Regions from separate parts of the Homo sapiens genome. Here all the other regions are linked to region 3. A link is a contact called in ENCODE Hi-C or POLR2A ChIA-PET data. All regions are on one chromosome and are shown on one strand. Each heading gives the region's core, a stretch centred on a gene start or an enhancer-like site at or near the end of the contact. The rest is flanking DNA. Distances are from core to core; before and after follow the strand shown. Region 1 overlaps RALGAPA2 (Ral GTPase activating protein catalytic subunit alpha 2). Region 2 overlaps CFAP61 (cilia and flagella associated protein 61). Region 3 overlaps RALGAPA2 (Ral GTPase activating protein catalytic subunit alpha 2).

The links. Hi-C counts contacts between places; a loop is a spot of excess contacts on that map. ChIA-PET counts read pairs that join two places held with the same protein, here RNA polymerase II (POLR2A). Pooled maps may share reads with other maps.
Region 1: a pooled map shows a loop between it and region 3 (2.6-fold over the local background). The contact joins two enhancer-like sites. A Hi-C loop is called at or near these places in 1 of 37 single-sample maps with no recorded cell type and 5 of 50 pooled maps. POLR2A ChIA-PET finds 5 or more read pairs at or near these places in 1 of 52 experiments (activated CD4-positive, alpha-beta T cell).
Region 2: a map with no recorded cell type shows a loop between it and region 3 (2.9-fold over the local background). The contact joins two enhancer-like sites. A Hi-C loop is called at or near these places in 7 of 37 single-sample maps with no recorded cell type and 5 of 50 pooled maps.

What each region holds. Positions count from the first base shown.
Region 1 is chr20:20,591,926-20,595,216 of GRCh38, reverse strand. The region is part of intron 16 of RALGAPA2 (Ral GTPase activating protein catalytic subunit alpha 2); the gene reads left to right. Among named protein-coding and RNA genes, the nearest start is that of RALGAPA2, 120 kb to the left of the region's middle. Within about 2 kb of position 1,341, at least 3 of the 41 ENCODE cell types and tissues checked have a DNase peak (open chromatin) inside an H3K27ac peak, as active enhancers do.
Region 2 is chr20:20,208,947-20,211,813 of GRCh38, reverse strand. The region is part of intron 17 of CFAP61 (cilia and flagella associated protein 61); the gene reads right to left. Among named protein-coding and RNA genes, the nearest start is that of CFAP61-AS1, 57 kb to the left of the region's middle. Within about 2 kb of position 1,255, at least 4 of the 41 ENCODE cell types and tissues checked have a DNase peak (open chromatin) inside an H3K27ac peak, as active enhancers do.
Region 3 is chr20:20,451,051-20,454,079 of GRCh38, reverse strand. All of the region lies in intron 37 of RALGAPA2 (Ral GTPase activating protein catalytic subunit alpha 2), which reads left to right. Among named protein-coding and RNA genes, the nearest start is that of INSM1, 84 kb to the right of the region's middle. RefSeq lists an enhancer at 1,201-1,310. Within about 2 kb of position 1,544, at least 8 of the 41 ENCODE cell types and tissues checked have a DNase peak (open chromatin) inside an H3K27ac peak, as active enhancers do.

The DNA.
Region 1 (3,291 bases), core at 92-2,591, 140 kb before region 3:
CTGAGTAAGGAAGACTTAAAAAGTGAGTGAAATTGCTGTGAAAAATAGAGATCTGGAAAAAAAAATAGAAGTTACTGAAGAGCTTACACACTTAATTTGATCACACTGCCTTTTCTCAGTGGAAAAAAATGAAATTAAGTAATCCTTATTTGATCATTTTTCGGTGTTTCGAATGGAGCTTTAGAAAGTAATAGTTTAGGCCGGGCGCAGTGGCTCACTTTGTAATCCCAATACTTTGGGAGGCCAAGGCGGGTGGATCATGAGGTCAGGAGATCGAGACCACCCTGGCTAACACGGTGAAACCCCATCTTTACTAAAAATACAAAAAACTAGCCAGTTGTGTGCCTGTAGTCCCAGCTGCTTGGGAGGCTGAGGCAGGAGAATGCCATGAACTTGGGAGGTGGAGCTTGCAGTGAGTCAAGATCACGCCATTGTGCTCCAGCCTGGCCGACAGAGCGAGACTCCATCTCAAAAAAAAAAAAAAAAAAGAAAGTAATAGTTTAGTAATGGTATTGTGTAACTTACACTGTCAAGAGACGAGAAAGTTAGTGCTTTTAAAATCTGGGTAGTTGGAACTAACTAGGCTTTAGAGAGAGTACATTATTTGGTGAATCTAAGATAGAATTTAGCTCTTTGAAGTGATTTAAACAAATTGTGTGATATTCAAAATAGAAAATGCAATAGATCTAGGATGTATTATATAATTTTATTGTAACTGATATAATTCTTTCTCCATTTTAAATATCAGATAATCCTGTCTTTTGGTATTTGCATATCACTATTAAAATGATTTTCATTCGTTATGAAAGAGCAACTGCTAACAGCTAACCCCACAGAATGAGAGCAGATTTAACATAAATTGCTCTTTCTTAAATAAAATGCCAGCAGAGGGAGCCCAAGAACTATTTAAAAAGGAAAAATAGTATAAAGAAATTGTTTCTGTCATTCATGTATTCATTTATACAAAACATGTATTTAATATAAAATATGAGAAAATCCCAATAAATATACTGTTACAAATCAGGAAATTGGATTTAAATTGTGGGATAAGGAGAATTGAAAATTCTCTTTTCACACCATCTCAATTGATAGTCAACTACAGGAGTAGGTAGCTCAGGGCACCTACAACCCAACAGCACACTTAAGCATCGTGGCTCTCCCCTTCCTTCCCACTAAATCACGAGTGCTCCTGCCCTGCTACTGACCGCTATTCCTGAAGGCTTGGACTTTCTCCATCTGATACGTCCCTCCTGACAGCTTTATAAAAACAAAGCCTTAAAAGCTGCATTAGGCCAGCCTGTTGGGAAGGCAGACCAGCTGGTGGTGGCAGGCTCTCCGTCCGTCTGCTGTGTTGAGGACCAGTGGGGACGCTCTAATTTGGAAGCAATGGTGCTGTGGCTATATTGCATCCCACCAGATGGCGATGTTCTTTATCTTTAGGAAGATGCTGCCAGTGTTGGCTCAGCTCTTATTTGCTCCTGCTCATAGCCCAGAAACCAACATCTATCTGTTTTTGGCATCAGGCTTCAGAGACTAACTCTTCCCACTATCCATAAAAAATGGCATTTGCCAATTATAGTTTAGAAAGTTAGGAAGCTCTTGGGCTCCCCCTTCTGATACTGGATTAACCAGTAGATTCATTAACAAATATAAACTGTTCCCAGAAGGTTTCAACATCTTGCATAATTAGAATAAACAATTAGAGAAGACAGCCGGAAGGGCTGGCCCTATGGTGTTATTTGGCTTCTGTTGCTGAAGGCTGAAGAGACTAGAAATAGATCTGTGAGAAGGACGTAGTCTGTACTTTGGGATGTGTAAGTAGATTAAAAATGTGCACATATGCTTTGTGTTTCTCTGTAGAAAAATGAACAGTTCTTGGCTGTTCAAAAGAAGAGGAAGGCAAAGACAACCTGGGAAACATGAGGCTTTAACATAGCTGTCTTTTCTTGCTACCTTGGCCTATCTTTGCTTGTACTCCAAACAGTTTCCCACCAGCATCTGAAGTTAGACTGTGGGCTGGGCACCATGGCCCACGCCTGCAATCCCAGCACTTTGGAAGGCCGAGGTGGGCGGACTACTTGAGACCAGCCTAGGCAACATGGCAAAACCCCATCTCTGTGAAAAGACAAAAATTTTTTGGGTATAGTGGTGTGCACCAGAACTCCCAGGTACTCAGGAGGGTGAGGTGTGAGAATCAGTTGAGCCAGGGGGGTCGAGTGTGCAGTGAGCTGTGATCACACCACTGCACTCCAACCTGGCAACAGAGCAAAAAAAAAAAGTAAATTGATAAATTTTTGTAAGTGAAGGATCACACAAATTTCATAGTTTTGAGGTCTTGTAACCATATCAGCACACTATAAAATGCATTTTCATTTGGATAGAAAAAATAGCAACCTTTTGTTGAAATCCTCTGTATTAAATGTAGAATCTTCCAACATACTTCTTGCTTAAGGTGAGCCATCAGTTTGCCTTATGACTCAGATTAAAGGATTATACAGAGGGTGGCCCATTGACAGTGAGTTTCCATTTCAGGTGACAAACCAGGTGACCCAGCCAGTTAAGATAATACAGGCTGAGTTTTGATTATCCTCTTCTTAGTAGTAGTAATGAGCAAATTAAAATTTGTGGAAAATATTCTAGTTATGTGGATGTAAAGTTTCATGACTACGTCAGTGAGTGTGGAATCTAGTGAGAAACAGAGCAATGGGGCTTGCATGCAGGGCCAGGGAGCAGGTCCTGTAGGGGATATTCCCAGGGCAGCATGGTAAGGAGGGATGAGGGAGCAGGTGTGAGTTTAGCATAGGGGAGTGAACAGCAGGAAGAACAGAGTAGCAGGTGCCAACTGGGTTAGTACTACTGGAGACTAAAGTGAGCTAGAGTACCTTGCAAGGGGATCAGTATGTCCCGTGAGATCAAGGAAAGCCTGTGTTCACCCTGACTAGGATGTTTGACGAATCTCTAACAAGAGAGGGCTTTGGTGGGTTTTAAGAGGAGTGGCACAGCCAGATCTTTATTTTAGATGGACCATGGAGAGGATAAATATGAAGGTGGTAAGAAGAGAGGGACAGTGATTAGTGATTAGTTTGCAGGCTATTAAAACAACCTACGTAAAAGGTGGTGCAACCCTGAAGCTGTGACTCTAGAAAGAGAGGGTGGGGTGATAATTCCAGTGCCTTGGGTGGTCTTTAGAGATTAAAGTGTACTGTGCAGTTTAGAAATGAGCTGGGGGGAACTCATTCTATAGGGGAATATAGCTTGTAATAATACTGAGATTATCCTGTGGTCCCTACC
Region 2 (2,867 bases), core at 6-2,505, 240 kb after region 3:
TGGTTAAATACATAAACTACCATAAAAACCACAATTACAGTGACTACCATGGTGATAATTTCAATGCACTGAATTATATGAAAAAATAAAACAAACAAAACCTGGGACACAATTGAACAGCACAAGAAGTAGGAATGTGGCACAGTCTGTAATTTATGTTTATTGCCATGGGTTTCGACGGACCAAATGGCTCATGCCTGCCTGCACTGTAGCTGAGTCATGTTTGATATCTCAAAGTGGCAGTAAAAAAAATCTTTATGGCTCCCATGCTATTTTCATACCTTATTTATTCTGTTTTTTTCCCCTGTTTTTAAGTCATCTTTTGTATTTTCTTCTTGCTTATTAAGTTGGTTACTATGGAGATCATGACATCAGTCATCTTGACTAAGCTTAATGGTCTTGAGGCAACATTCAGACTAAAAGTTTTGATACTTAAAGTGGCTCAACCCTGGAGAATGAGAGCAGATTGAGAACTGAGGACTGTGGGCTTCAAGCTGCTTCTCTAATGGAACACAGAGGTGAAAGGCAGTCCCTGCCCACTCGACCAAGGCCACGTGGGGCAGCCCTTTGGGAGGACCGCGCCCCCGGCTAACCAGGTACTGCACTTTCCAAGGCCCATTTAATCCTCTGCCTCTGATGAACTCAAATGCCATTTTCCCTCTGGATTTGATGAGTGTGCAAATAAAGATAACCAAACTCAAATTGCTTTAGGAAAATTACTAAACTGTGGAAGGCTTTTAATCCATCTCAGTTTAATTTGAATGTAAAACCTCTCTAGGTTCTCGGTTGTTTTTCCTGATCTTTCACATCTTCCAGGAAGGCAAAACCCATTTTTTAAATAGTTTATTTTTTGTAGAGGTAGGGGTCTCACTGTGTTACTAGGCTGGTCTCAAACTCCTGGCTTCAAGTGATCCTCCTATTTCAGCCTCCCAAAGTGTGGGATGACAGGTATGAGCCACTGTGCCTGGCCCATATCCCATTTGTAAAACTAGAATTTATTAACGGGATGTAACAAGTGAAAGTTTTAATAAAAAGGCCTGAAAGTTAGGCTTATGACACTGTACTTTATTCTATATGCATCTACTGACCTCCAATCACTTCATAATGAATGGAATCACATTTTTATAATTCTTCCATGAGCCAGAGGGAGTCGGCCAGCCCCAGAGGGGCATTCGTGGTCTGTGTTTCATGTGTCTGTCGCTGCTGTCATCCTAGTGGGGTGTTGTTTTTGTACTAGCAGATGTGTTTCATTTCTGCCAATCCCTGCTGACTCATGACCCCTCCTGATGCTGCAGGCAACAGCCAGGGGACACCAGGCCTTTGGGCAGACCCAGCCCCAGAGAACAAATGCGTCAATTCTGTGCTGTTTTGTTTCCAGGCAGATAACGGGTTGCAAGAAGGTTTTTTGAGTCTGAAAAGCCTGACTGTTATGCATCAAAAGTCAAAGTTGATGCTTCCAATGACAGATGCAGAAGAACACATGGGGACAGCGAGCCCACTGTCTGAGGACCAGGAGGAGGAAAGCCAGAGGGGAAGAAGGAGAAATCAGTGCAGCGCAGCCCTCTCCTTCCTCTGGCTAAGGCCAGGAAAGTGGAAGGAAGGGGGCAGGATCCCTACAAAGATTTTGGAGAATACAGGAAGGAGACTGCCTCACAAGGGAGACTCTACTGCCACCTTGTCCTGGGAAGAGTCCAGTGGAGATGGCTGAGGGAACTTCCTGGATGAGGAAGGAAATGAGGCAGCAATGAGCTTCTGAAAGCCCAAAGCAAGGAAAGCGGAGAGGAAGAGAGCACGTAGCTCCAGGGAACACAAGGCCACACTCAGACTGGCCTCAAGGCTGTGAGGATGGGATTCTTCTGCAGCAAGCAGTGAGGGCTGCGGGGGCCTGGATGCCAGGACAAGGGGTGACTTTGCCTGAGGACAAAAGCTGATGTTCTGAACTCAGGATTCCTGTGAGGACAGGCACTACCCAAGCAGCAGGTACCTCCCCTCCCAGCCTCCTCCCCGCCTGCCACGATGCCATGACATTCCATGTCCATGAGCTCCTGAGAACTTGGATGTCTTTCCTACCTGCCTAAAAACATGAAAGAAGAAATCTCCCAAATGGACTCAATGTAAACATTAAATGATTAAATTTACCCAGAATTGATGGAGGTTACTTTTACTCCCATCAGGTGGAATAAAGGCTCAAAGCAGAGACTCAGCTCAATTAGAAAAAAATAGGAAAATAAAAGATGTATCCTTTTGCACACCTGGTTACTTGTCTTAAAAATCTGTATCTGACATAAAAAAGAGGGTTTGTTGTATATCTCTGTACTCTGTATGTTGCTTAGATAAAGCAACATATTGCCAAGAGAAATCATCTTTTTCAATTCAGGAATCACAAGTTTTCATTTTCAAATTCTAAAACTTTATGCTTTTTGATTAAAGAGATAGTAACTTTACCTTTGACTGAGCAATACCATTTCCAGGAATTTGTTCAAAGGAAATCAAAACAAATGTGCTGAAAAATAATAAGGGCAGATATGGTAGCACTGTTCATCGTGATAAAAATTGGGATAAAAACTTAACCAACATGAGGGAACTGGCCTACACACAGCAATGGTGAATCGTGGGCTCTGACATCACACTGTTTAGTCCCCAAACCGTGACTTAGCAGCTGTGTGGCCTCGGCATGAAGAAAATAGATGCTACATTCCAAAGGAGCCCCCTTATAAAAATGCCAAAGTCAGTGGCAAGCACCGATTAAATGCCTTTTAACTCCTAACTTATAATGAAGACATGAAAGGGTTAGATGAGTACATGCAGAAGGGGCTTTTTTGAAGATTTCTTCCAGGAGAACTGTTGACGTGCTGTGAGTCCCATGC
Region 3 (3,029 bases), core at 295-2,794:
GAAACAAGTTTTTCTCCAAGAACCAGGTAGTTCTCTCTCATATTTACACACATCCTGCCCTACGATATAGAGGTGCAAGGTGCATTTCTTGCTGGAGATGATCATTCAGTAAAATGTCTTTTACTTAGGGCTTAAAAAAATCTTGACAAAAAATAATCAACTGATTCTGATAATCTGATAATCTCATTCATATTCCTAGACACCAATTCTGAAAAGTCCAAAAGCATTTTTTTCGTTAGTGTACTCATTCATTCAACAAAATACCCATCGGCCATTTCCTGTATGCCAGGCACTGTGCTGTTGCTGTGGGTGCACAAATGGAAGGCCCGGTGCCCACCCTGGAGGGGCTCTTTGTTGAATACAGAGCACATTAGGGAAGAGAGCAGTGCACAGTTTCCTCATGGCTGTGATGCAGAGTGCAGCCCAGAGCCTCAAGGCGTCCCACAGAGGGCCTGTGACCTGGCAATTGGAGGGTGAATAGGCGTCACAGGGACTTGATGGAAGAAAGGAGCATTCAGAAAAAGTAAACGACTTTCAGCGGAAAAGAGCCTTTGGTAAACCTGGAACCATCAAGAAACTTGGTGATCTTGGAGCTTCAGATGCTGCTAGGAGCCCAAACCCACCCCCCGCAGTAATCAGATTGGGGTCCACAGCACCCAGATGTGCACACATCACTCCCTCCCCTTCTTATCGCTGTCTCATCTCACTGTGTCTGCCAGACACCTTCCCCCATCTCATGCCATAGACCCCTCACTCATAAGGAGATGTGCTACTGTCTTGTCTTGTGTGAGAAGAACAAGACCAGGAGGTGAAGCTGCTTGGAGCTGTCCTCTTGGGTCACCTGGAGAGACATCTGTTTACTTAGCTGCACCATTCTTTGCTCTGTCCCAGGCACTAAGAACCTCACATATTTTATTCAGTTATTAAGCAATCCTATCAGGAAGGCACAATTATGATCCTATTTTAATGTATTATGCAAACGCAATGCAATGTCTTAACACAATCTATTATGTCACAAACTTTTTTATGTTTAAAAAATATAGTTGAGGGAACAGAAGCCCAGAAAAGTTAAATAACTTGCCTGAGGCCACACAGTTTTGTGAATGGTAACCAGGACCTGAACCAGCAGCAGCTGCTCCACCTGTGCCATCAACTCACGGCTCCCCACCACCCCAGTGCCTGGTCAACACCTCTCCATCAGGACCCAAAGATGCCTGTGGAATTTTACTTGCATTTCAGTGCAACATTTTAAATCATGTTGGATCTGTTGGTCGGATTTATAACTTGTGATTTACAGCTGATTTTGATAAGCCACAAATACCAGTATCATGCTTTAATGAGACTGAAGGCATGAACGAGCAGATTCTACTCTTGAGGCTGTTGTGGGAACATGCCGGCCGACATTGCACTTACCCCTCTGAAGGCCGGCATTGTCGCCAGGCTCATTAGCATCCACGCTCCTCGCTGGGCCGTTGCCGCTTGCTAGCTTACCAGCTGTTCCTGCTGCTCCGTACAATGTCGGATGTGTTCAGCTCACTGGGTTCCTGTCCTCGCCGCCGGGAGGAGACAGCCCTTCCGCTGGGGATACCCACGTGGCTGCCTGTCAGCGGTGGCACCGAATAAAGTAATAGGCCTTCGCATGGCATATGGTGTCTGGATTCGTACAAGATGCAAAACTCTTCTGCAGCTAATGCACGATGACTCATAGCATTGCTAATTTTTCAAACAAAAGCTGACTTCCACACCCACACTTTTAACCCCTCCAGCTAAAACGTCTTGAGTTGCAAAGCTCTACAATGGTGACTTTTGGGTCACTATATAAAATTTGTTATACTTACTGAAAGTGTATGAAACGATTTGCTTTACTTTGGATTGAAGTTATTTTAAATTTCTATTTTAAGTTTATTTCCTCTCTATATGGGGAATTTTTAAGCTTTAACTTTCAATTTCTTTTTTACATTGGAAGAGTCAAAACAGTTTGGTAGATTTATTTTAAAAGCTGTTATTAGAAAATCGGTCAGAAGACACTGTATTAGTTGAACACTTGTAATTGTTTAGTAGAAGTTAACTTTCTCTTTTAAAAGCTTCATAGAAACTACTGCCTAATGCTCTTATCAATTCAGGTGTGGAGCATTTCAAGCTCACATTATAGTATTTTAAAGCTATAAGAGAATGTTGATTCTTTTGTGGAATATGATTTTGCATAGTCTCTTCTAGTATACTAAATAAGGCCCACTTAACCAAATTCTGGCAACAGAAATTTAGATTATAAATTTATATTAAAATGTCCATTTTTCAAACTAGAAAATAAATACATGGGATCTTCTAAAAGAATGTCCCTCCTAAACTTTGGATCAGTTGTGCTAATAGATAGCTACATTCAATCTGAGACCTTAAGTACTAAAATAAGGCAGTTATTTGCATTTACACAATCAGGCCTCCCTTTGAAGTAGTGATCAAAATATTGGTTCTTTTATAAATAACCTTTTACTGAACATTTTATTTAAACATTTCAGAGTCAGGAATTGCAACCATGAAATGATTAGGCAGTTTCTAATTATGGATCAGTAAGTGTTTTGTAGCCAGTCTGGCACATGAGCACTTTTGCAATCAGAATTTGGCAAATGAATGAATTTATAAAGGAACTTCAACCTAAGAGGGTAATATAGATTTTTTTAAAAATAGATTACTTTTTGGAAGCCCAAAAGATGTCTTTTGGGGAGCAGGCTAGACACTCAGAATTGATGTTTCATTTTGGTTTCATGTTTAAGTCTGAAGTTTTTGCTTTCTGATCTACAGATAGGAATTCAAATGCACATCTAACTTATAAAGGGCATTCTATTCTCTGAAAATGAAACAAAAATATATAAAATTTCTAAGTGGGCCTCACTTTCTATATTCCAGTTTTGATGCCATTTTTCAAGCATGCTCTCTAATTTTGCTCTTTGCCATTGGAAATAAGCTGGTGTGTATTTGGTGTGCCTAAAAATTTATTAGGCACTTAAAATTCTCCACGTTTGGCATATGTG